2 separate regions of the Homo sapiens genome follow, and region 2 is linked to region 1. The links are chromatin loops, found by intact Hi-C in ENCODE. Cell type or tissue: heart right ventricle. All regions are shown on one strand.

What was found. A loop is a pair of places that touch in the nucleus more often than their neighbours do. Peaks named below come from ENCODE experiments on the same cell type or tissue, not always from the same donor. Only the 100,000 strongest peaks of a DNase experiment are listed, where the experiment ranks them.
Region 2: it touches region 1 in a loop (9-fold over the local background); 13 of 110 quality-filtered maps call a loop at or near these places.

The regions. Positions count from the first base shown.
Region 1 is chr15:78,776,755-78,779,254 of GRCh38, forward strand. ADAMTS7 (ADAM metallopeptidase with thrombospondin type 1 motif 7) reads right to left here. Exons shown (of 24, transcript NM_014272.5): 9 at 690-834; 10 at 1-87. Among named protein-coding and RNA genes, the nearest start is that of ADAMTS7, 33 kb to the right of the region's middle. In heart right ventricle, no CTCF peak of the experiment used is centred here; a DNase peak (open chromatin) is centred at 1,437; H3K27ac peaks cover 1,183 bases.
Region 2 is chr15:77,972,686-77,975,185 of GRCh38, forward strand. No RefSeq gene overlaps it. Among named protein-coding and RNA genes, the nearest start is that of TBC1D2B, 100 kb to the right of the region's middle. In heart right ventricle, no CTCF peak of the experiment used is centred here; a DNase peak (open chromatin) is centred at 1,546; H3K27ac peaks cover 1,438 bases.

The sequences.
Region 1 (2,500 bases):
CTCCCCACACCGGGTGCCGTCCACAGCTGCATCCAGCTTGGAGTGACAGGTGGTCCCCACAGAGCACCAGAGTGTGTGGCAGACATTCTGCGAGGAGGAGGGCATGGGCCATACCCTCACACCCTCCCCAGTGCCGCCACCCACCCTGCCCCCCTCCCTGTCCCCAAGGGTCCCCTGGGCACCCCTCCACATGGCAGGGGCCCACAGACCCCCAGAGGTTCCTTCTTGTGTGCCTGCTCCCACCTTCCTCCCCGGACCATGTGGTGGTGTGGGGCGCCCGGGGCTGCGCTGCTCAGAGCGGTCCCCAGCTGTCCACACCTCTCCCGGCCCAGCCCCTCCTCTGGAAACACTCCTGTTAGAAGATCACTTCAGGCGATCTTCGCCAGGATAAACAGACCCTCTCCACAGGGGTTCCTTTTCCCTCTTATAAGCCAGCTCCAGAGAGGCGAAGGGACTTGTCCGAAGGGTCACAGTTGGTCCATGGTTGACCCAGAATTCAGAGCTGGGTCTGTGGCCGCCCATCCCTGGCCTCTCCCACAGGCCACTTGACGTCTCACAGTGTCACTCAGGGGCGCAGCCCAGGCCAGGAGAGGTTGCTCCCAGGCTGGCATCCACGGGCTGGTGAGAGCTGCCCCCTGAGCCCTCCTGCCGGGTCCCCACACCCCCACACCCACACCGGCCCCACTCACATCCATGTCCTCGCAGAAGGCAGAGTAGGCCCCGTACTGGAGGCGGCACTGGTGGCTTACATCATAGAGGACGCCAGGTGGCACCGAGGGGAAGTCGATAATGTCCTTGGCAGGAGGGTCGTCCAGGCACAGGCCCCACCCACGGCTAAAGATGGGACGGGAGGATGGAGGGGGGCGCAGCCTGTGAGACCCATCGGAGAAGCCTTGGTGGGGCCGGGACAGGAGGAGAGGTGGGAGGGGGCACAGAGCCCTACAACTGTAGGAAACTCCAGCCTCCCCGCTCGGCTCAGCCGATCCTCCACCTGCAGCCAGCAGCACAGGCCCTCCCGGCCTCTCTCATCTCACCTCCTGGGCACTCCAGCTGGCTAAACAATCCCAACCCCAATCCCAGGCCTCCGCACACGCTGCCAGGGCCCTTCCCTCAGAAGGCCTCCTGGACCACCAAGCCGTCATGTGGCCCTGCTCTCCGACCCTGCAGCCTCCGTGTCTGAGCCCAGACCCTGGAGCCAGGCCCGACAAGGATCCGGAGAACATCACATCACAGTTGACACAACAGAGCCTCCGACGGCCCCACCCAGGCAGAGACCTTGGGTCATCTGTGGAAAGGCGAGGTCTGGAAAGCAGCCCCTCCCCTGGGAGAGAGCCCAGGGCAACCATGCCTGTCCCGTTTCCCCCACACCCCGACAGGGCTGGCCTCCGGCCTCTGTCATACCCTATCTACTCCTGCCTTCCTCCAGCTGGCATTCCCTGGCAGCGGTAGCGGGGAAACTGGCAGACACAAGCAGGCGCCATCTGTGTCCACCACACACTCCTGCTGCTGTGGTGTGGTGAAGACAAGGCTGCTCAGACACAACACCATGAGGCAGGAAGCATGGAAGCAGGGACCCTGGGGAGGGCGGCCCAGTCCCTTCTGGCACCCGCTTCTGCCCCTGCCTCACTCTGTACAACCCTCAGGCATGCTATTGCTTCTGGGACCAGTGACCAGCCTGCTGCCCCTGCTGGACCTTAGGTGGCCACCACTATGGCTTAGCAGCAGGAGTGCCCTGGCATGCTGACCACCCTGCCCATGGCTCATTGCTGTCCTGGAGGAACTGGAGGAAGGTTTGCTGCCTTCTGGGGGCAGCAGTGGCTGGGGAGAATTGAGCCACACAGACTTGCAGGGCTGGGGACGACCCAGGCAGCCACGACTTGGGCAGAAACAATGGAGGGAGGCAGGACCCGCGGGACCTGGGGCCTCTAGCCAGGCAGAGGAGATGGGGAGGCACAAACCCTCCAGTTCTCCAGTCTGGGTGGCCTCAGGGCAGGTGGCGCCAGGACAGAGGGTCAGGATGAGCATACAGTCCTGATTGGGACAGGCAGGGGGTTGCACAGGGAAGAAGGGCAAAGGTGATAGATCCTGGAGTCCAGCAGGGAGAGAAAGAGACACTCCGAGATGTGGAGAGGCTGGGAGAACACGAAAGGGTCAGGAAACAGGGCCAAGACCACTGAAGGCAGGTGTGGAGAGAGGCTGGGAGGGTGGATCAGACCATGGACTCCCGAAGCCCTGATTTCAGAGGAGGGGGCCTGGCAGCTTGGAGATCCAGAGTGGAGTGGGTGTTTGCGTGGTCTCCTAAATCCCCCGACCAGTGACAGGCCCCCGGCCCTGCCCAGAGCTGCGGAGAAGAAAGCCAAGGTGACCAGACTTCTACTGAGAACCCTGGAATCCTCCTGGAATCACTCAGACTGCCCATGCTGGCTGGAAACAGATCCTCTAACATGGGCGTTGGCAGATGAGCAGCTGCTGGATGCAGTCCTAGTGCCCAAGATGATCA
Region 2 (2,500 bases), 800 kb before region 1:
ACCTCCAGGTGCCTGTCCTCCAGGCCCTCACACCATGGGGAGATGGACAGATGACAGTTGGGGATGATTGGCACTGAGGCATGCAGTCCTCGTGGGTCTGTAGGAATGGGGAGAGGGGCACCAAGCCCTCCTGGGTTCAGGAACAGTGACTCGGAGAAGGAGCCTGCCTTCTAAAGGCCAGCTTCCACGCCGAGGAAGAAGGGTGCTGCTGTAAGTGGAGGGCAGGCTGGGCAGAGGCCAGGGCCATGCGAGTATAGGGTGGGGCAGAAGAACCCTCAGGAGGTGGTGGGGGGGCACTGGAGGGTAGCTTCTGGAGCTTGTCCAAGAGGGTTGACCTGAAGAACTCTAAGAACCTTTCCGGACTGACAGGTGCTTTAAGGGACCCTGGGGAGAGGTCACAGCATTTCACCAGTGTCAACTTGGACCTGGGTGGGGAGGAGGGGAGGCCCTGGTCCCTGCTTTCCTCAAAGCCAGCATTTCTACAGGGAGAGAGGCAGGCTGGGTCACATGTGGGGTCCTTCACTTCACCCCGTGGACCCCCCATTCAGTGACTTCATGACCAGATCCCAGGGGTGGCCAGGGGAGCGGGCCCCCAGGTCTCTCCTGTCAGTGGCAGGCAGCTCTTTGCAGTCTCAAAGTGAGAGTGAGGCTTCTGACCGGAGTCACCTACTGTCTCCTTTGACCTCTTGTGGGACTGCCCAGCCCCGCTATAATTAGCTTAAGGAGGGGCGTGGAGGGGAAGGGCTGACGGGTTTGGGGATCCGGGTGTGTCGGCAGCGCAGAGGACCTGGCAGTGAGCCTGCCAGAGGAAGGAAGGGCTGGCTGCCGGCCGCCTGTGTGATTTTTCCCAAGAAGACACTGCTATTTATACCCCTGTAGCTTGGGATCAGCCTCTTGTAGATGAGGACGTGAAGGCCCAAGGCCACACAGCATCTATAGCCAGGCAAAGAGTAGAACTTGGGTTTCTGACTCCCAAGACAGCACCTCGGCCTGATTCTCACAGTGGATTCTGTGAGGGTCGCCTCATGCTCCCGACTTCTCCCACACACCCAGGGTGGGCTGAGAGGTTGTTGTGGCTTCAGCTGCCCAACAGCAGGCCCGCAGGAGCCACATGTGCAGCGAGTCAGCACTGGGGCAGCCAGGAAGCAGAAGGGCTGGGCTGCAGCCCAGGGACTGTTGGTGCCGGGATGAGGTGCATTGGACCCCTCAGCCCCTGGGTCAGAGGACCCCCTGGCTGGGATGGGTGAGCCCCCAGTCTACCTCCTCGAGCCACGGAATGCTAGCGGGAAGGAGGGAGCCCAGGGCCAGCTGACCCCACCACCCGCTGCTGACACTCTGCCCCGGGTGCAGGCCCAGGAAGGCTCAAGGAGCCCCAAGCCCCAGGAGCACTTGGGGACACTCCTTTCTCCCCGCCAGGCCTCACTGCCATGGTTTTGAACTTGTATCTGGGGTGAAGTATTTGAGGCCAGGCTCGCGGTTGAATGGGAGGAGCCTGGCACTGCAGGCAGCCCAGTGAGTAGACACAGCCTGGTGCAGGCAGCCTGGGCATGGCTCCAGATCCTGGCCATCACATCTCTCTTGCGCGACCCAGGGCAAGTGACATATGGGCCCTGAGTGCATGAGGGGAGATGATGGTAGAGTCTGCCCAGGATGTTGTGAGGAGCAAATGAGAGGGTATGCACCCGGGACCAGCCTGGCACGTGGTCATCTTGGGCACTAGGACTGCATCCAGCAGCTGCTCATCTGCCAACGCCCATGTTAGAGGATCTGTTTCCAGCCAGCATGGGCAGTCTGAGTGATTCCAGGAGGATTCCAGGGTTCTCAGTAGAAGTCTGGTCACCTTGGCTTTCTTCTCCGCAGCTCTGGGCAGGGCCAGGGGCCTGTCACTGGTCGGGGGACTTAGGAGACCACGCAAACACCCACTCCACCCTGGGTCTCCAAGCTGCCAGGCCCCCTCTGAAATCTGGGCTTCGGGATTCCATGGTCTGATCCACCCTCCCAGCCCCTCTCCACACCTGCCTTCAGTAGTCTTGGCCCTGTTTCCTGAACCTTTTGTGTTCTCCCAGCCTCTCTACATCTCAGAGTGTCTCTTTCTCTCCCTGCTGGACTCCAGAATCCATCACCTTTGCCCTTCTTCCCTGTGCAACCCCCCCACCCCCATCCCAATCAGGACTGTATGCTCATCCTGGCCCTCTGGCCTGGCGCCACCTGCCCTAAGGCCACCCAGACTGGAGAACTGGAGGGTTGGTGCCTCCCCATCTCCCCTGCCTGGCTAGAGGCCCCAGGTCCCACGGGTCCTGCCTCCCTCCATTGCTTCTGCCCAAGTCGTGGCTGCCTGGGTCATCCCCAGCCCTGCAAGTCTGCGTGGCTCAATTCTCCCCAGCCACTGCTGCCCCCAGAGGGCCCCAAACCTTCCTCCAGTTCCTCCAGGACAGCAATGAGCCGTGGGTGGGGTGGTCAGCATGCCAGGGCACTCCTACTAAGCTGTAGTGGTACCCAC